2 separate regions of the Homo sapiens genome follow, and region 1 is linked to region 2. Evidence: chromatin loops called from intact Hi-C (ENCODE). Cell type or tissue: Caco-2. All regions are shown on one strand. Links, peaks and the distances in the headings refer to the core of each region. The heading gives the core; the rest is flanking DNA.

Evidence for each region. Hi-C counts contacts between places; a loop is a spot of excess contacts. Peaks named below come from ENCODE experiments on the same cell type or tissue, not always from the same donor. Only the 100,000 strongest peaks of a DNase experiment are listed, where the experiment ranks them.
Region 1: a loop joins it to region 2, with 6 times the contacts of the local background. A loop is called at or near these places in 2 of 110 quality-filtered maps.

The regions. Positions count from the first base shown.
Region 1 is chr2:202,129,756-202,140,752 of GRCh38, reverse strand. KIAA2012 reads right to left here. Exons shown (of 24, transcript NM_001277372.4): 13 at 2,245-2,321. Among named protein-coding and RNA genes, the nearest start is that of KIAA2012-AS1, 18 kb to the right of the region's middle. In Caco-2, for the core only: no CTCF peak of the experiment used is centred there; DNase peaks (open chromatin) are centred at 4,982 and 5,352.
Region 2 is chr2:202,068,089-202,079,085 of GRCh38, reverse strand. It overlaps KIAA2012, which reads right to left and starts at 5,831. Exons shown (of 24, transcript NM_001277372.4): 1 at 5,375-5,831; 2 at 3,911-4,195. The coding sequence starts at 5,458. In Caco-2, for the core only: a CTCF peak has its summit at 6,679 (motif pointing left); no DNase peak of the experiment used is centred there.

The DNA of each region.
Region 1 (10,997 bases), core at 4,084-6,583, 63 kb before region 2:
TAGGGAACTGAAATCAGCTGGACAGAAATTTGTTCTAAATGTGTTCCAGATGCTTTATAATAAACATGAAATTAGTCATTGCCATGGAGTAGGCTGAGGAAGTAGTTAAAACTGAAGTCAGTGATTAATCTAATAAGAGGCCATTAGCCTCGAGAAGTAAGCGGGGGTGCAGGAGGCCAGGAAGTCACCCCCACCTCCCTCCCACCCTGTTTTCTCTGTGTTTGGGGCTGGTGGGGCTCCCTAGACTTCTCCTCAGATGCCCTTTCTTTCCAGGGCTGCTTCTAAAGGAATTGGGACTACTGCGACTTGGACAAACCAATGGGTTCTGGTGGGAGCCACCCCATCATTTCACAAAGGAGGCAGGTGCATGGGCTTCTCAGGGAGCTGACTTTCCACAGCCTCACGGGGGGAACCAGCATGAGAGTTTAAGACCCCTCGCTCTGGTGTTCCTTCTTCTGACTACAAAGTTAACAATTCAACCTAGGATTTAATGTGACATGGTTGAGCCCCTCTTTCTTTTTTTTTGAGACGGAGTCTTGCTCTGTTGCCCAGGCTGGAGTGCAATGGAGTGATCTTGGCTCATTGCAACCTCCATCTTCTGCATTCAAGCGATTCTCCTGCCTCAGCCTCCCGAGTAGCTGGGATTACAGATGTGCGCCACCATGCCCAGCTAATTTTTGTATTTTTAGTAGAGACGGGGTTTCACCATGTTGGCCAGGCTGGTCTTGAACTCCTGACCTCGTGATCCGCCCACCTTGGCCTCCCAAAGTGCTGGGATTACAGGCGTGAGCCACTGCACCTGGCTGAGCCTCTCTTTCATTGCAGGTGATAGTAGCTCTTTTGGAATAGAACCGTGGGGCTGTGTGAATTTGGGGTGTGTTTAGGGTATGTGAGGCCTTTGCATGGCCTTTGGGTTGCAGAATTATCAAAATACACCATATTATGTTTTCCTTAGTCACACACTCTTTCAAAAACTCTGTCTCTAGATCCCGTAAATGGGATGTCTGCAAAGTGGGCATTTAAAATATGCAAATGTTGGTTCTGCAGCTCCTTGGCAGCAGGGAGGAGCCGCTCAGCTGCGTTTCACCTCAGTGGAGGCCTGACCCAGGCCTAGGGTTGTCACAGAGAGTTCAGGTCCTACCTCAGAGCCCAGCTCAGGCACGCAGATGAAAGCAAACCCGTTTCTTTATCATTATGTATAATGAGTGCTGGGGAAGAAGAGATAGCTAGGCTGTGGCAGGAAGGAAGGTGGACAGAATGGAGAAGTCAAGATCATGGCCTGGAGGTGTCACACAGTAGGATGAGACCTGGGAGTCCCCTGGAGCTGCATGTGCTGCCTCTGCCTCAGGTTCTCCGAGGCCCTGGATTCAGTTCTAGGAATTCCCCTGAGTTGTCTCTCTAGAGAGAATTTGGAGACAGTTCCAGCTTCAAAGCTTCCAAGGAAGGAACAAACTTATAAATATTTGTGAACATATGTCCTTGAACCACTAATAGATATTCTTTTTTTTTTTTTTTTTTCCTGAGACAGGGTCTCACTCTGGATTCTGGCTGCAGCATGATCTCAGCTCACTGCAACCTCCAACTCCCAGGTTCAAGCGATTTTCCTGCCTCAGCCTCCCAAGTAGCTGGGACCACAGGTGCATGCCACCACACCCGGCTAATTTTTGTATTTTTAGTAGACACGGGGTTGGTTTCACCACGTTGGCCAGGCTGGTCTCGAACTCCTGACCTCAGGTGATCTGCCTGCCTCAGCCTCGCAAAGTGCTGGGATTGCAGGCATGAGCCACTGTGACTGGCCCGCTAATAGAAATTCTTAATGTATCTAGATGAAGCACCATCCTCCTTTCTTCATGATTACCTTTGCACTTTGTTTTTCTTAATTGCTAATGTTTATCTCTAATTACGAATTACTAATTTTACGAATGAAAACTAGTGCCTACTGCCTCACTGGATGCCACCTTTCTGTGTTCCCTTATTCCCTTTCTGACTTTGCAGAAGTCAGGGAAAGACCTTGAGCTTATTCACACAAGTAAAGAGCCAAATAATACAGTCCAAGTTAAGACATTCCAAGTCTAAGAGTAAAGGAACCTCTGTGATTTCATAGTCTACTTGTCTCATTTTACTGATTAGGCAAATGAGGCCCAGAGAGGTAAAGAGTCTCACTGAGGGGCACACAGCAAGCTGAAACAAGAACCCAAGAGTTGTGACTCCTAGTGTCATCCTCATTCAGAGTCAATACTATACCTGCTTCTCTGTTGTTTGGGTCAACGGTGAGGTTTCATAAAGGTTCATGTGAAGATTGGCTCTAGGTTCAGTGTTTGCTGTAGTGAAAATCAAAGAGGAAAAAAGATCAAGGTGGTCAGATCTGGATCTCATGACTTTTTATATATACCATACACACACACACACCTAGTTCATATGTATGTAAGATTATAAGCACATATACACCCATGGCATTCATAATTTACTCACCAAAAAACACCTGTAACCTCTATAGGCATAGCCTAAACACCATGTTAAACATAGTGTTAAGACCTTATATTCAAACATATATTATTCTTGTTTTGGTTGCTCTTTAAAAGAACAAAAGTAAATTCTTTATGCTATTAAAATTCAGATAAAGCTGAAATTAAAAAGGAAATATTGATGGAAAAAAATCTGCTGATGCTGTTGAGTATAAATTTTGTATGACTGCACTTCACTGAAGTAGGAAAAGGCTTCTGCAAACTTCCAAATAGAGAGATCAGAGGCTTCCCTTTTTCCTCATAATGTGGAGGGGCAAGAGGAAGGGTGGAAACATGAATCAAACAAAGGCAAACGCCAAAGTGGGGATGGAGGGAGGGGACTAACAGAAACCATGGAAACCGCGGAGCCAGCCGGGAAGAAGGCACCACCCGGACACCAGCATGGGGCTGTCGTGTGATGGCCATGACTCCCCTCCATGTTGTCATTGTCAATGTTCTCTATAGGTGTGGCAGCTGAGGTGCAAAAGGTATAGTAACCCACTCAAAGTTGTACCACTAGTGAGGTTTTGAGTAAGGATTTCCCTCCAAGACTGCCCGACCCTAAAACTCCATGGCGCAAAAGGATAGGTTTTATTTTGCTTTTCTTTTTTTTCCCTTAAGAAAGTAAATTTGGTCAGGTGCGGTGGCTCATGCTTGTAATCCCAGCACTTTGGGAGGCCGAGGTGGGTGGAGTGCTTGAGGCCAGGAGTTCGAGACCAGTCTGGCCAACAAGGTGAAACCCCATCTCTACTAAAAATACAAAAATTAGCCGGGCGTGGTGGTGCGCGCCTGTAGTCGCAGCTACTCCGGAGGCTGAGGCAGGAGAATCACTTGAACCTGGGAGGCAGAGGTTGCAGTGAGCTGAGATCACGCCACTGCACTCCAGCCTGGGTGACAGAGTGAGACTCCATCTCAAAAAAAAAAAAAAAAAAAGTAACTTTAATGTTCTAAAGGAATGTTTATTTGAGGAATAGATTTAGCTAAGCACATGGCTCTACTGACGAAGGGTTTAGTTTCTTCTGTGGGACGAATGTCCAACAAAAAGTTCTTTCCATACTTGATACTCATAAGTAGCTCTTTTAGGAGCCAATGGCCATATATGACTCTGTATCTTTGTCTTTTTGAACTTAAGCCTCTACTCATTCTTTGTGGGCTGACCTTCCCTTTTCTGTTGTTTCTCAGCTATCTTCTTCTCTTTGAAAATGGCTTTTGCACAGATTTAAAACATTTCTTAGCAGAGTGGTGGCGCGTGCCTGTAATCCCAGCTACTCAGGAGGCTGAGGCACAAGAATCACCTGAACCCGGGAGGTGGAGGTTGCAGTGAGCCGAGATTTACCACTGCACTCCAGCCTAGGTGACAGTGAGAGGTGACAACGTGCTAGCAGCCCTTGCTTACTCTCGGCGCCTCGTTGGCCTCCGCGTCCGCTCTGGCGTGCTGGAGGAGCCCTTCAGCCCGCCGCTGCGCTGTGGGGCCCTTCTCTGGGGCTGGTCGAGGCCTGAGCCTCTGCTCGCCGGGAGGTGTGGAGGGAGAGGCGCAGGCAGGAGCCGGGGCTGCGTGCAGCAGCTCGCTCGTCGGCCGGCGCGGGTTCCGGGTGGGCGCGGACTGGGCCTGTCGCGGCCGACGCCTGCTGGGCTTGATCGGGGGATGAGCTCCCTCTGGGCTGCCGGAGTGCCTGGGCTAGGTGCCGCAAAGTCCCGCAGCGAGTGCTATTGAGAGGTGAAGCCTACTGGGCTTCTGGGTGGGGTGGGGCCTTGGAGAACTTTTCTGTCTAGCTAAAGGATTGTAAATGCGCCCATCAGCAATCTGTGTCTAGCTAAAGGATTGTAAACGCACCAATCAGCAGTCTGTCAAAACGGACCAATCAGCTCTCTGTAAGGACGAACAACGCCAGACAGGAGGAATGAACAACTCCGGATGCGCCACCTTTACAAACTGTAACACTCACCGCGAAGGTCTGCAGCTTCACTCTTGAGGCCAGTAAGACCACGAACCCACCGGAAAGAACGAACAACTCCAGACGTGCTGCCTTTAAGACCTGTAACACTCACCATGAAGGTCTGCAGCTTCACTCCTGAAGTCAGCGAGACCACGAACCCACCAGAAGGAATAAACTCTGGACACACCACCTTTAAGAACTGTAACACTCACCACGAAGGTCTGCGGCTTCATTCTTGAAGTCAGCGAGACCAAGAACCCACCATTTCCGGACACAACAGAGTGAGACTCTGTTTCAAAAAAAATTTTTTTTTTTTTTAAATTTGAATCAGCTTGGGGGAAACTGAGGCCCTGAAAGCATTTTCATTCAATTGGCTCAAGGGCACACCTTGAAATAACACAAGACCAGGACCCAGAACCCAGATGTCCTGACTTAGTGTCTTGCACTTTCCCCTCCACATCACACTGCCTCCCGTTAGCTTCAATGAGCTTGCCACATCACAGCTGCTTTGGCCATGATCCACACTTGGGACAAATCCAGCCCAGCAGAATTGTGTTGTGATGAGGTTCACTACACTGTGGCTTGGAAGGAACCATGGGCCTCTTAGAAATGAAACTTATGAATTCTAATGCATAAGGAAAGTTCTTGCAACACCAGGAGAATGAATCAGTCAGCCAGAGTTCAAGAAATGTAAACACATTTTTAGATAGGAGACTGAAAAATCACTTAGGACTTCTCCATCTCTTGGGTCAAGACCTTGGTAATTTACTGAGGTCCAAGCTGTCAAGGAGGAGACACAACTCAAACTGCATTCCTGGTAGACAGAACAGTGGGGGTGGTAAAACCTCCTTTCAGAACGATGCGGCAAGATCAAGTCAAAGAAACTGTTATCAAGTCAAAGAAACTGATTAACCCATCGACCAACCCAGGTAACTGGCTGCAAACAAAGGCCTGGTTCTTTTTTGTCATTCAGAAACTGGTGTGCACATTCCAGTTTTTACAGTGTATACAGGTTATACAGACTATAGGCTGCACAACTTCCAGGCATGCCTGAAACTGGGAGTTCACAGTCTTTCTGTGATGAACATTTCTGCCACTAAAGAGATAAACAGAAAACACATTCCTTCCTTGGCTGCCCACCATCAGGCCTTAGCAGATTTTCAAATGCTAGCATTAATCTAACCACAGGCTTTTAGTGAGGAGATAGCATTCCCACCAGATAATCAGGCAGTTTTAGAGATGACCCTTACTAGATGGGGTTCTCATCCCAAGCCTCTTCTGCCTTCTTCAAATCATGGACTCCTTCACCAAACACTCAAAACTTGAAAAGCAGGAAAGGGCATCTGATTCTAGCAGGGAATATGGCTCCTTAACATTTCCTTCTATTTAAATCTGCATTGGCTATGTTTAATTCCCAGGTCATTGTTTGTTGTTTTCAATAAAAATGAAACATAGTCGGCAGGGCGTGGTGGCTCACGCCTGTAATCCCAGCACTTTGGGAGGCCAAGGCGGGCGGATCACTTGAGGTCAGGAGTTTGAGACTAGCCTGGCCAACATGGTGAAACCCTGTCTCTACTAAAAATACAAAAATTAGCCAGATGTGGTAGCGGGCGCCTGTAATCCCAGCTACTTGGGAGGCCGAGGCAAGAGAATCACTTGAACCCAGGAGGCGGAGGTTGCAGTGAGCTAAGATCGTGCCATTGCACTCCAGCCTGGGCAACAAGAGCGAAACTCTGTCTCAAAAAAGAAAGAAAGAAAGAAACATAGTCATATTTATTCCCATTGTTTCAGGATGCATATTTGCCTTGGTATGGGACCCTCTTTTGGGCCCCATCTGGTGTCAAAATAGAGATCAGCTCCAAAGAGTCACCTTATTAGGCCAGGCGGGCCACCTGGCTCCTTCCTAGATACATGTCAGGGTTTGGGAAAGAATATCACACCCGTAGGGTCCAAAGTGGCCAAATATCCAGTGGTTACAAGGGCAGTAGCTGTTGGAGGTGCTGGCAGGAGCTTCTTTAAATCCGTTCAGGGCCTTTGTCTATGTATATCATTTCTGAGGCATGCACACCCTTTGATGGCTAACATGCTGTCATGGAACATACCCCATAACTTGCAATGTTTCATCACCATGGAGGGGATATATCCATTGCCAAACAGGTCTCAGAAAGCATCTTTGCCTTCTCATAGCTTTGCACAGGGACTTGCTGGCCCCAGCAGGAACCAATGGGAGAAGGCCTGAAAGTCAGCCTCAGTCACTTCATGGTTTTGTGTTTTTTTGGTCATAAATGGAAAATGCAAATGCAAATTCCAGATTATTAAAAAAAAAAAATTCTCCCCAGTATAAACTTAACCATAAAAGGAAGGATAATTTTGGTCCTTCTGACCTTTCCTTAAGAATATCTAAAAATACTTTATTTTATATGATGTGACTCAAGACACCTATGACCTACAGAGTGTTTGTAGTATTATAATAAATTTTGAGTCTGCTTGTTTAATGCAGGAGACTAAGACCCAAGATGGCCTTTTGGTATTGTCATTATCAAATTCTTGGGACGAGATTTAAGATCCTGTTTATGCTACACATTTTCACTTTAAATCTTCCTGAATGAGGAGGAGGGTGAGATGGGCGTAGGGAATAGTTGCTGGAGGCCTGAATAAGTCTCCAGGCAAAAGACATCCCCCTGGGAGCTCTAACTAGGGAGTCAAGTAGACAGATCTAGAAAATATGAGTCAGTCTGAATTTAAATATGGAAGTACCCAGTAAATGCAAGGGCAATATTTTTCTTCCAATTTGGGATAACAGTCCTTTTACTTATATCTTTTTAGATTAAGCCTAGCTAAGTCTCAAGGGTCTAGCTTTAGCTTTGGGAATACCAATCTCTCTCAAAAGTTCATAAATTATTTTTTATGGAAAGGTCTAAAGGCACATGGCAGTTTACCAAGCCCAGAATGAAAGCCTAGCTAGAGGACTGAATTTAAATTCGAGATGCATAACAGCAAAATGTCAACCACGCGAGAAACCCTCCAATCAAGAAACATCACAGGATTAATAAGGATATCTATGGTGGAAGACTGTGTGGAGGAAAGTAATTCAGAAAAAAGGCTGAAGGTGGAACTGCATACAAAACAGCCAGCAAATGTCATTCACGTGGTGGTCTCCATTCTCCAGAAAAAAAAAAAATATATATATATATATATATATTTTTTTTTAGACAGTCTCACACTGTCGCCCAGGCTGGAGTGCAGTGGCACGATCTTGGCTCACTGCAAGCTCCACCTCCTAGGTTCACGCCATTCTTCCACCTCAGCCTCCTGAGTAGCTGGGACTACAGGCACCTGCCACCTCACCTGGCTAATTTTTTTTTTTTTTTGTATTTTTAGTAGAGACGGGGTTTCACCGTCTTAGCCAGGATGGTCTCGATCTCCTGACCTCGTGATCCACCCACCTCTGCCTCCCAAAGTGCTGGGATTACAGGCTTGAGCCACTGTGCCTGGCCTGAAAAAAAAAATATATATATATATACGCATATATATATGTATATATGTATATATATACATATATACTATATATATACATATATACTATATATATATACATATATACATATATATATACATACATATATATATATGTATTTTGTGAGGAGTCTTGCTCTGCCGCCCAGCCTGGAGTGCAGTGGCACAACCTTGGCTCACTACGACCTCTACCTCCTGGGTTCAAGCAATTTTCCCTGCTTCAATGTACCCCTCCCGCGTAGCTGGGATTACAGGTGTGTGCCACCATGCCTGGCTAATTTTTGTATTTTCAGTAGAGACGGGGTTTTGCCATGTTGGCCAGGCTGGTCTTAAACTCCTGACCTCAGGTGATCTGCCTGCCTCGGCCTCCCAAAGTGCTGGGATTACAGGTGTGAGCTACCACAACTGGCCAGAAAATATTATTTTTGGTCACTTCTTCTCAAACAAATAAAGATATCTGGGGTCCCAGTCCCTAGTCTTATCTCTTCCAATCCAGTCTCTACATAGCTGGGAGTCATTTCTATAAAATAAAAATCTGGTGATGTCAATTCCTGTGTAAGCAGAGTCCCACCATCATTGGCGTAAATTCCTTAGCTGCTTTCATTTTTAAAAATTTTTTGAGATGGAGTTTTGCCCTTGTTGCCCAGGCTGGAGTGCAATGGCATGATCTCGGCTCACCACAAACTCTGCCTCCTGGGTTCAAGCGATTCTCCTGCCTCAGCCTCCCGAGTAGCTGAGATTACAGGCATGCACCATCACGCCTTGCTAATTTTGTATTTTTAGCAGAGATGGGGTTTCTCCATCTCTGGTCAGGCTGGTCTTGAACTCCCGACCTCAGGTGATCTGCCTGCCTCGGCCTCCCAAAGTGCCAGGATTACAGGCATGAGCCACCGCACCAGGCCTCTTAGCTGCTTTCTATGGCCCTTTATGATCTGGCTCCTGCCTCCTTTGCAAGGTGCATTTTTCATCACTCCTTCCCCTGCATGTACCCTGGGGTGCAGTCATTACAAGTTGCTTCAGTTTCTCCATGCTGCCATGCTCTCTCACCTTTATATTGTCCTTTCTCCTAGAGCATCCTTTCTTTACCACTCGGCTAGTTCCTACATACATTCTTAGAAACTCTGCTTAAGTGTCCTCTCCTTCCAAAAGCCTTCTCAACCTCCAGGCTGAGTCAGTCTGAACTCGTTCATAGCTCTCAACACATTCCACCCCTGTGGACTACTTTAAGGCATGGACGTGGTCTCTCAACTGTATTTTTGTGCCTACCATAGTATTTGTCACTAGTAGATGGACAATTAGTGTTTGTTGAATAAATGAATGAGCAATATCTTTCTGCTTTGTAAAACATACTCACAGACTGGGCCCAGTGGCTCACGCCTGTAATCCCAGCACTTTGGGAGGCTGAGGCAGGTGGATCACCTGAGCTCAGGAGTTTGAGACCAGCCTGGCCAACATGGTGAAACCTCATCTGTACTAAAAATACAAAAAATTAGCCAGGTGTGGTGGCGTGCGCCTGTAATCCCAGCTACTTGGGAGGCTGAGGCAGGAGAATGGCTTGAACCCGGGAGACAGAGGTTGCAGTGAGCGGAGATTGTGCCATTGCACTTCAGCCTGGACAACAAGAGCCAGACTCCATCTCAAAACAAACAAACAAAAAAACATACTCACAGATTCTTTCTGTTGAACACAGTCTGATTCTGATGTCTACATTAATTTTCAAAGGAGGGATTATGGGGAAACCAAGACAATAGCAAAATCCTCAGGCCACAGAGAGATGTATGAAAGGAGCAAGGGAGAGAAACTAGGCGGGAAACATCCTTAAGAAAAGACTCATACTTCTTTCTTTGTTTTTTATTTTATTTATTTATTTATTTATTTTTGAGATGGAGTCTCGCTCTGTTGCCAGGCTGGAGTGCAGTGGCACAATCTTGGCTCACTGCAACCTCTGCCTCCTGGGTTCAAGTGATTCTCCTGCCTGAGCCCCCAGAGTAGCTGGGACTACAGGTGCCTGCCACTGTGCCTGGCTAATTTTTGTATTTTTGGTAGAGATGGGGTTTCACCATGTTAGCCAACCTGGTCTCGAACTCCTGACCTCAAGTGATCCTCCTGCCTTGGCCTCCCAAAGTGTTGGGATTACAGGTGTGAGTCACTGCGACTGGCCTTAAGCTTCTTTATAGTTGTGATGAGAAGACAACATAAATGTCTGAAGGGTGATTAAATAGAAAATACTATTTAAGAATTACTAGTTAATGAAAGTTATAATTTTTGATCACTCTGACAGAAGAAAATTTAATATTCTAAACTTTAATATAGGTTGAGAAATATAACTCACACACAAAATCCTAAGATCTACACCTGCTTTAAAATGCATTGTGCTAAGTATTACTTCACTACTTGGGCAAGGTCCTGATCCCTTAATGCATATCATGCACTAAATGAACAGCAGATCCTGGCTACTTGGGAAGGACACATCCTGAGAATTTTAAGAATCCTTAGATTTGTGAATACTCCTAGTGTGTATCTATTGGTGATAAAACTAAAAAAGAATTGGAAAAAGAGAGAGAGTTCTTTGGACTCTTAATGAGACTATAAATAAAGGCTTAGAGTGATTTATTAAACTATTTTTTTGGCAGAGAACCATCACATTGTTAGACCACTTCACTTTCTCTTACTTCCATCACGAGTCCCAGCAGTCAGCTTTTTTTTAGGGCCATTAAAAATGCATGTGTATGTATCTATGTATATGTAAAGAAATCAATGTTCTTCTGTTTGAAAAGTAACTGCACAAGAGCTATTGCAGATGTTATAATGAATTATAGACCACAATATGAGACGTGTGAGTGCTGCGAGGCTGGCTAGGCTCACTCACTAGCTCAGTAATAGTCTCTGTCTCCCAGCCTTGCAATATCAATGATTTGACTTCATGCCTCTGTAAAATGACAAATTGTGTGTGTCCCTGATGTTTTATTTATTTATTTTTTAAATATTTTTAGAGACAGGGTCTTGCTATGTTGGCCGGGGTGGTCTTGAATCCTAGCCT
Region 2 (10,997 bases), core at 5,155-7,654:
AGCTGGGATTACAGGCGTGCATCACCACTCCCAGCTAATTTTTTGTATTTTTAGTAGAAACGGGGTTTCACCATGTTAGCCAGGCTGGTCTCGAACTCCTGACCTCAGATGATCTACCTGCCTTGGCCTCCCAAAGTGCTGGGATTACAGGTGTGAGCCACCACACCCGGTCAATAATCACTTTTTTAAAAACAGATTTATATTAGAGAGGTGATGTTTTCTATGTGGCCTAGTCTCACATTCTGGTGCAGTGATTTACTTGGCTGTATAACTTTGAGTGAGTCACTCGAGTTCTCTGTGCTTCTATTTCCTCACCTTTAAAGTGGATAATAATAGTACTTATGCCCAGGATTATTAGAAAGCATAAATGAATTATACTTGGAAAGCACTTAGAATAGTGGCAAAAATAACACAACTACTCAAAAAAAGTTAATGAACACTGGTATTTTTATTATATGAATACATTTTTGTAATCTGCTTTAAAAAAATACATTCCAGGCCAGGCATGGTGGCTCACACCTGTAATCCCAGCACTTTGGGAGGCCAAGGTGGGTGGATTTCTTGAACCTAGGAGTTCGAGACCAGCTTGGGCAACAGAGCTAGACCCCATCTCTACAAAAATACAAAAAATTGGCCCGGCATGGTGGCATGAGCCAGTAGTCTCAGCTACTGGGGAGGCTGAGATGGGAGGACCACTTGAGCCCAGGAGTTTGAGGCCGCAGTGTGCTGTGATGGTGCCACTGCACTCCAGCCTGGGTAACAGAGGAAACCCTGTCTCAAAACAAAACAAAAGAAAAACATTGTGCAGATTTTCTCATGTTATTCATGACTAACACATGACTTCATTGCTTGACCCAGGTCATTACATGATTTACCAGAGTTCATTTGATCAATGTTCCATTGCTGGGCATTTACTGTTTTCAGTGTTTTGCCTAGTAATAAAGAACCCTGTAGTCAATGTTTTTCTGCATAGATCTTTGAACATACATCTGATTATGTCCTAGGGCCAGCTCCTAAAAGTGGAATGTTGAATCAAAAGGTATCAGCCCCTTTTAGGCTTTTGCCAAATTGCCCTCCAGAAATGTCATGTGAATTTGTGCTCCTAACATGTGAGACTGCTGTTTCCCTATAGCTGTCCTGGCACTGGGTATTATGATTTTAAAAGTTTCTTGCCAGGCTGTTGTTTTCATAGTCAGATGGTACTCTATTTTCCGAAGCTTCTGAGGTGTTCCTTTCCTTTTCTTTTCTTTTTAAATAATTTGTATTATTTTTATTTTGATAGAAACAGGGTCTCATTATGTTGCCCAGGCTGGTCTTGAACTCCTGGGCTCAAGCAATTCTCCTGCCTCTGTTTCCCAAAGTGCTGGATTACAGGTGTGAGGCACTGAGCCCAGTGTGTTCATTTTCTTTAATTCGAAGTCCCTTTTGAGTTGCTTCTCCTCCTCTTTTAATCTACTATGTCCGTTAATCTTAAACTCCAGCCCTGTACTCTTCCATACGTTTTCTTTTCTCTAATTTCTTCACACCATTTCCCTCTACTCATGTGGAGTTAGACTACATATTCTGTTTTGTACAGATATGAGCTATAAATTTAGAAGATGGATGCCACAGGAAGATAGCAACTTCTTTTTTTCATTGAGCCCAAATATAACCAAAAATGAAACTCACCCCAAACTGACTTATCTACTTTATAAACTATTAAGATCTCTGTTACCTGAAGTATTTAGCCTTATAGACAAGCATCTGAAGACGATGGAAGGTATTCTTACTCTGGGCAGTGAGTTAGCCTATATATCACTCAGTGTCCAACCAGGAAAATAGAAACTAAGTAAACACAGAAGGAATTTGATTTAGGGAATTGGTTGTACAGGTGATTGGAGACCTCAGAAGCCAAACAGCTGGGGGGGCAACATTGAGATCAGTAACATCAGGAAGCCAGCACCACACTTACGCTAGAAGGACAGAGGGAGGAGCTGGTGGGGTCACCTGGAGGAGCTGGGGGTCATAGTGGGCCTGTCTGTTGAGAGCTGTATCACAGAGGTAATGCAGATGCTTCTTTTCACTTGAGGCAGAGTGGGAAGGGAGAAATACTGTGGTCTTCCTCTTCTTCTCCCTCTCCAATCTCTTTCCAGCGTCTCCCATTGGCAAATTCAACTAGAAGCCAGTGGACACAGATGTTTGCAGAATTGTATATAGCCTGTGGTCAACCTGCCTGTGATGCAGAGCAGAGCAGGGGAAGGGAACAGAGGGAATCTGAGACAAACAGGCCATGACCAGCACAATGACCAGTGGACCACTGGAGTCCCTTCGAGTCCACAAACAACAGGGCAGAGTGCAAAGTATGCAGGCCCTGGTGAGGTAGGCAGTCCTGGATTTGAATTCTGGCCTTGTCATTTAGTAGCTCTCTGGCCTTGGGCAAATCACTTATCTACCCTGAGCTTTGGTTTCCTCATCTATACAAGGAGGCAAGAAAAACTATATCGCACAGGGTCTTTGTAGGGATTAAATAAAATAATATTTAGCTATAATGCAACATTATAGCATTCAACAATTGGTTTTCTTTTATTCAAGAATTTATTATTTTTAAGTTAAAGAGCATTGGGCATTCAGTCAGGATCATCAAGCTTCTCTATTTTGAAAGATGAAAAGAGGGCAGAGGAGTCTTTTCTTTTGGAAGCTCTGCCTGGCATGGGGGTAGGTGATAAATTGTCCAACAATGATTCTGGGAGATGATCTAAGAAACATTGAAAATATCATGCATGACCAAGTCATTAATTCCACAAACATTTGTGGGTACTCTTTCTGGAAATGATTTAGACATGGTCCCCATATTGGAAGAGATGTTAATCCATCAGGAATGACAGTCAAAGAAATAAATTTCAGTGCATGACGGTATGGGAATGTTTGCAGAGGAGGGAGGCATGAGCTATCTCTGCCTAGGCAAGTGGGAGAAGGCTTCAGTGAGGGGATGGTATTTAAGTTGTGTTTTGAAGGATGGGTGGGAGCTTGCCAGCTGTAGAGGTGTGTGCAAAAATGGAGAGTCATGAAAGGGCACAGGTGTTGGGGAATGATGAGCTAATCACATGGGTGGGGCCTTATGGCGTCCATGATGGAAGTGGTACAGGAACAGGTGGGAAATGTGGCTAGACATGGAGCAGAAAAGCCAATGTGTGAAAGGCCTGATAGAAGAAGCTAATGACTTTATTTTGTGGGGAATGAAAAGTCAGTAAACACTTTTAAATTAGGGAGTCACCCACCATTTCTAACCTAGAATTTTATAAAGTGACACATCTTCCCAGACTATCTTATGGCCTCAGCCAAAGGGCTGATGCATGCAATTATATAAAGCAGGGGCCAGATGCACATCTCACAAGACATTAGGAAGTATGAATCAGAAAAATGAACACAGGTGTTTTCCCTTAATATTGTATTCAGGATGGAAAAAGTCATTAACTTATCCTGCAGACGCTGAAGGGCTCAAGGTAAATATTTAAAATGTTCTCCCTCTCATTTCCACAGAGCCAAGAACATCAGAGGTGGGATGATGATGCTTGTGGCTATGAGACAGGATTTCAAGGATCCTGATGAAACGTCTGCTGGCCTGAATCTGTCTGAATGCTGAAAAGGACTTTGTGTTACTCTAACTGAAAGGAAAACATAAAATGATGATAATGTAGCCCTTTATGGTTTTCAGATCCCTTTCACATACATTATCTCATTTAAGCTTTGTGACAATGGTGTGCAGCAGATAGGGCTAAGAGTACAGTCAATCTCATTTTAGAGATGAAGAAATAGAGTTCTGAGAGTTTCATACCTTCCCCGGGTCCAAGAAATTATTCCCAAAGCTGCAACTGGGTTTCTAGACATGCTACCAGCACCTTCCCCAAACCCAAGGGAGCGTTCTGCCTACCTGCTGCCTTCCATATGCCAGGATGGCTTCTTTGAGGTCTTGAAGTGTGTGCAGTTCAAGATCCAGCTTCCTCCAGGGACCTCTGGGGCAGTAGGGGCCTTTTCTCCTCTCTTTGGGTGTCCATGCCGAAATGGCAAAACCTTCTGAGTACAGGATCAGGGCACCCTTTCTAGTACTGAAAGTTTTAGGGAGAAAGAGGCTCCAGGAGTGCTGACTGGCATTGTTCTTATCTTGAGGTTTGCTGACAGGAACATAGTCTTCTGGGGACCTCCAGTTCAAGTAATCCTGCAATGAGAAGCAGCCACTTTGACGGAGCCACTGTGGAAGACCTTTCTATAGCAAATACTGCTTGTGCAAAGCCTTCGGCATTTTTTTAGTTACTGATTTTCTCTGAACTGTTCACATGGTGTTATGGAACACAATTGCTCTTCTTAGCAACTGCCTTTTCTCTCCACATTTCAAAATTAGTAGAACCCAGGGCATGGTTCTATTTCACCCCATACAACTTTCAGGAGAGTCATGTATGGCTGGAGGATTAACTCAGCTTGTATGTAGGTTACAGGCCAGTTAAAGTTTCCTGGTATGCAAGTAAGTGGTCAGAATTATTAAGGGCAGCAGATAACTTTGAAATTAGACCTGGACTAGCTGGCAGTTTAAATAGGAGCATTCCAAGCCACCACCACTTCAGCTGTACGTGGGGAGAATTTCTATACATTCCAGATGCTATGTAACATTACCTAATTTGGCTATTTAGGGGCCTATAAAGCAGTTACATATCTTGTAGGTAAGAAAATGCCATTGGCCATACAGGTCCTTTGAAACTTTATATGCCGTTTAACACAGCAAAGGTCAAATATCATGACAAAGTACCATGACAATGGAAATCTCTGTATGACCCCCAAATTTGCAAAGTATCCCCAATAGGTTTCTTATCCCTGGCAGGATTCAAGTGAAATAAAAATCTAGTATAACAAGGGAATTTTGCCACCTCTTTAAAATCTTCTAAAATGAGGTGGGTTTTTTTTTGGCCTATATTAAATATGAGTCCTGTGGGTTGAATTCCAGAAAGTTCAAGGAAGCCATTGAAATGGCATGAACACACACAGCATTTCAACTGCAGAGCACGACTTCCAAAAACCAAACAACCATCAGTTTGCCTAGAACCCAGGTGGAAATTCTGGTCTTGCACCAAACCATCCAAATTCCAGACAATCTGGAATCTCCTTTGGTCCAAGCAAAGACAGCTACAAGGGGAAAGATGAGGGCCTCAGGGGCAATCTCGGTGTGTCAGGAAAATGATGTTATTTTCTTGAGTTTCATGAAGGAGGAAGGAAGATCTTCCAGTGACCCCGCCACCTCACTAACAACACAAACCAAGACACACATGGTTTACCTCCCAAGTGGAAACATAGAGCATTCCTCTCCCACCTCCAAAATGTGCCTTTCTTCAGCTGTGGGACTCACCTCTGGTTCAAAGTAGACTTCTAACTTCTGTTTGTCCTGGCCCAGCTTCCCGTGGCCCCGGCTCAGGAGGGAGAGCGTGAACATGTTTCCCTCTGACCACCCCTTCTCAAGGGCAGTCCATCTTGGTTTTGAAGGCTGAAATCTGGTCACACCTCAAGATTTCCAGAGCTCACAGCAAGCCCAAGAAGACCACAAACACAGGGCCTTTTATTAAATACATTTTTCCCTCTCGCAGCAGCTTCTTAGTAACAACCAGCCACACAGTTTAGACAGTGTGTGTCTTTGTGGAGAGAAAAAATAAACCGCACAGCCAGCCTCCTCAAGCCCTGGATTGTCTACTCTCTGGGCGACCTGTCTCTCCCCTTCTCCTGAGCTCTTGTTGTCCCTTGGTCCCGGTTGCTCTGTTACCAGCCGTGTGCATCTACAGATCTCGGCCACAGCACCATCCTTCTTGTCTGAGCGGAGGTTGTTTCCTGGTTGCTATGGCAGCACAGGGAAATGAAGTCCCTTAAACTAACCCAGGCAAGGCAGAGACGGGTGCCGGGTGCAGTGTGCATTCCCCGGGGATGGGGGTGGGGGTCAAATGGACACTGAAGGGACCAGGCTCAGGTTGCAAGTCCCAGTTGCATGGGGTGGGGGACTTGTTGGGGTACTTTTTCTGTTATTGTTCTCATCTTGTTTTTAGAGAGCGTCTTCCCCTCTCTCCTGATATGTGAGCCTGTCACTGTCAACTAACCATTAACAGAGCCAGGGTGTAATCTAGGTCACCTAAAACCACCTGTGACTTTTTCCTTGGCTGAGCTCCATCATCCCCTCAACTGGACACGAGACCTCATTATGGTAGTTGCTGCTTTGCCTGAGCGGGAGACACTGGGATTCTCTAGCTTCCTTTGCATACCTGGTTCTCAACTGGGCAAGCTATCCCCTGATGGGGGTGCTCTGGAAATGTGGGTGGGGGACATTTTGGTTGTTGCAATGATTGGGGGTCTTGCTGGCATTGATCAAGCAGAGGCCCCAGATGCTAAATGTTCTACATGGTGTGAAATTCCCACATAGTGATGAACTGTCCCACTAGAATGCCAGGAGCACCTGCTTTGAGAAGCACTGTGTAGCCTGGGATGCTTGGGTCTCTTTAACAGTGACATTGTGACGAGCACAGACAGGAGGGAAGAGGGTCAGGAAACAAAAAGACCCCTTTGCTGGGGATCTAGGAACCTGCTCAAGCCTGGAAAAGCAAGCTGCCTGTTAGCTGTCAGCTGAACTACCCTGGCAGTCTTGTGGGAGTGCCCACTGCTGGCCTATATGAAGAAGCACAACAGGCTACAAGCCCACTTACCTTTTTGATCTTCCTATGTGGCACTTTCCCCTCCCCCTCTGACCCCTCCACCCCCAACCAAGTTCAAGTCTCCTGAGAAAGAAATAGAGGTTCTGTTGTAAAATAAAATAGGGTTTATTAGGGGGAATCAAGACAGCGAATGAGTGAATGCAGAGGCTCCAAACAGAATTTAATCAAAACCACAATGAGATACCACTTCACACCTACTAAGATGGCTATTATTAAAAAACAAAAACAAAAACAGAAAATAACAAGTATTTGGTGAAGATACGGAGAAATTGAAAACCTTGTGCATTGCTGTTGGAAATGCAAAATGGCGCAGCCTCTGTAGGAAATGGTATGACAGTTTCTAAGAAAATTAAACAGAATTACCGTATCACCAGTAATTCCACTTCTGGGTCTGTATACCTAAAGGAGGTGAAAGCAGGGTCTCAAAGAGATATTTGTATACTCATATGCAGAGCAAAACTGTTTATAAGAGCCAAAAGGTGGAAGTAACTCAAGTGTCCATCGACAGATGAATGAATCAACAAAATGTAGCATATGCATACAATGCAGTATTATTCAGCCTTAAGAAGGAAGGAAATTCAGTTGGTCACCATGGCTCATGCCTGTAATCCCAGCACTTTGGGAGGCCGAGGTGGGCGGATCACCTGAGGTCAGGAGTTCGAAACCAGCCTGGCCAACTTGATGAAACCCCGTCTGTACTAAAAATAAAAATTTAGCCAGGTGTGGTGGCACACGCCTGTAGTCCCAGCTACTTGGGAGGCTGAGGCAGGAGAACCGCTTCAACCTGGGAAGCGGAGGTTGCAGTGAGCCGAGATCATGCCACTGTACTCCAGCCTGGGCAACAGAGTGAGACTCCATCTCAAAAAAAAAAAAAAAAAAAAAAAAGGAAGGAAATTCAGACATATGCTACAACACGCATGTACCTTGAAGACATTACACTAAACAAGATAAGCCAATCATGAAAGAACAAACATTGTATGATTTCTCTTATGTGAAGTACTTAGAGTGGTCTGATTCACAGAGACAGAAAGTTGAATGGTAATTGACAGGGGCTGTCAGGGAGAGGGGAATGGAACATCAGTGTATAGTGGGTACAGAGTTTCAGTATGAGAAGATGAAAAAGTTCTGAAGGTGGATTCACAACAATATGAATGTACTTAATGTCAATGAACTGTAAACTTAAAAATGTTAAAATGGTCCATTTGAGCCAGTGCAGTGGCACACACCTGTCATCCCAGCTACTCCGGAGGCTGAGGCAAGAAGATCCCTTGGGCCCGTGAGTTTGAGTTCAGCCTTAGTGACAATGTGAGATCTCATCTCTAAAACGAAAGTAAATTTATGTTACATATATTTTACTACAATTAAAATTTTTTTCCGGTTGGTTGTGGTGGCTCATGCCTGTAATCCCAGCACTTTGGGAGGCCAAGGCAGGTGGATCACTTGAGGTCAGGAGGAGAACAGCCTGCCCAACATGGTGAAACCTCGTCTCTACTAAAAACACAAAAATTAGCCAGGCATGGTGGTGTGCCTTAAGAAGGAATCCCAACTGTAATCCCAACTGCTTGGGAGGCTGAGGCATAAGAATTGCTTGGGGAGGTGGAGGTTGCAGTGAGCCGAGATGGCACACTCTAGCCCGGGCGACAGAGTGAGACTCCATCTCAAAACAAAAATAGAAACAAAAAAGAAAACAAAACTGCAGGTCATGTGGACAGAGATGCAAGGACAAAGGTCAGCTGGCCAAGGCCATGAAGGCTGCATATACCGTGCTGAAGCATTTTGAATTTTATTCTTCAGGTAGGTTTTTGTTGTTGTTGTTGTTTTTGTTTTGTTTTGTTTTTTAGAGGCAGGGTCTCACTACATTGCCCGGGATGGTCTCGAACTTCTGGGCTCAAGCGATCCTTCTGCCTCAGCTTCGCAAATAGAAACCACATGAAACAGAAAATAGATGCTGTTCAATGGCCACCTCCCAGCACATTCAGGAGTGTATCCCTTGTTCCAAAATGCTTGGAGTAAATGAATGCCACTCTGGAGAAGTGGCCTATGTGATACTGTCAGAACCTTTATCCCTCTTTAAAAGGAAGTGTAATCATGTTTTCTAGTATTTTATTCATCTTTAGGGGCAATCTATAAGGAGAGTCCTTAATGTTGCCCTTGTTACCTTGGGATTACAGGCGTGAGTCATTTGTACCCCCAGGTAGGTTTTATTAAAGCAGGGGGGTGATATTATTCCATCTGGGTTTTTAGAAAGATAACTCTGAGAAGCTTATAAAGGATGGATAGAAGGAGGAATCCTTATCTCATCAACCTCTGGGTGAACTTTCAAGACTTGCAACCCAGGCCAGTCTTCTCTTGGATATGAATGAACTTGTCAAATAGGTCAGGAAAAATCACCAGTTAAGTGGTCTTTGAGTAAGACAGAAGGGGAAACTCTATACCAGCTGCAAAGAAAGATAAATCTTGCCGTTTTGAAAGTGCCATTGCTCAAGAAAGAGAGAAAAGCAGCATAAGAGGAACTTAATGGAGGCCTTGGGACCTGAATGAGAACCACCATCGTTAGCCAAGGAATGGTTCCAAGTTTCTCCAGAGGAGATTCTTTCTCTGAACTCACCTGACTTTGAAATGTTAACTCATCCATACGCAGTGAACCAGGGCGCCAAGGAGTGCTCTTTCTGAGTCTAGGTTGAGTGAGCTTATCACCTAGGAAAACGCCTAGGAGTGTCCATCTGGCCCTCCCAAGGCTGTGGCAAGCCTTCCGGGTCTCTGTGGGGCAGCAGTAATCTGTAAGCAGCCAGACCACAGCCTAAAGCGGGCCTCTCCTAAACCATCGTGTTTACATCTATGCTGTTTAATATGGACAATGAACAGATCCACAGACCAATTAATAGTCATTTAAAAGCATTTACTCAGTCCCCACAACAGTTTATAGAAAGTACATTTAGAAAGCAATCCGGGTTATTGCTATTCTAAAGTGCTTGGGGATCCCAGATGAAAGGCCCTTGTAACTGGAAAGTATTTATAACTCAAGAAGAACCCCTCCACACCCATGTTATACAACACCAACACCATCTCCTGGCACGCCTGACCTGTCGGCCCATGCAGCAAGTCTGTTTGAATTACACTGTAACTTCTATAGGGTGGAGACCTTGTTTTTATGGTTTGTAAAACATCATGAATAACCATGGCACTCTGTAAATAAATAGAAACCACATGAAACAGAAAATAGATGCTGTTCAATGGCCACCTCCCCAGCACATTCAGGAATGTATCCCTTGTTCCAAAGTGCTTGGAGTAAATGAATGCCACTCTGGAGAGGCGGCCTATGTGATACTGTCAGAACCTTTATCCCTCTTTAAAAGGAAGTGTAATCGTGTTTTCTAGTATTTTATTCATCTTTAGGGGCACTCTACGAGGAGAGTCCTTGGTGTTGCTCTTGTTAATGAAAGAGTAAAGATCAGTGCACAGAGAGATGAAATGATTTGCATAAAGCCATAGAGCAAACCAGAGGTGAAATGGGACCTTGTCCAAATTTGGTTCCAATTTCAGCCTGTTGTTCTTCCTGTAATACTTCTGGAATAGAGTAGTAGCAGTTCTTCATAAGAAGCCCCATCATGGCTCTCAGAGAGCAGCTATGACTTTGGCCCCCGCTACCCGCTTCAGCCATGAAGTGGTGACTGGGCCCTGGACCTCTGGTCTGGCTGCCATGACTACTTCTAAGCACTCAGATCTCCCCAACCTCGCTTCTCTTAACTTCATTTTGTAAATCTAGTTGGAAGGAAGTCTAGAAAATAAAGTTTGCTGCTTTCTAGCTCTTGCACCAGAGGGAATGTAGAATAAAAGTTGATAGAGCCAACTACAGTTATCTACCATAAGCACCAAAGACAAGTTGTATGAAAAAGTCAAAACAAAAGATTTTTAAAAATATGGGCTGTGAGGCTGGGCACGGTGGCTCATGCATGTGATCACAACACTTTGGGAGGCCAAGGATGGCAGATCACTTGAGCTCAGGAGTTCAAGAGCAGTCTAGGCAACATGGCAAAATCCCTCTGTCTGTACCAAACATGTAAAAAATTAGCCAGTCTGTCTACAAAAAATAAAAAATTAGCTGGGTGTGGTGGTGCATGCCTGTAGTCCCAGCTACTCCAGAGGCTGAAGTGGGAAGATTGCTTGAGCGCAGAAGGTAGAGGCTGCAGTGAGCTGTGATCACACCACTGCACTCCAGTCTGGGAGACAGAGCAAGATCCTGTTTAAAAAAAAATTTAAAAGATGGGCCATGTACAT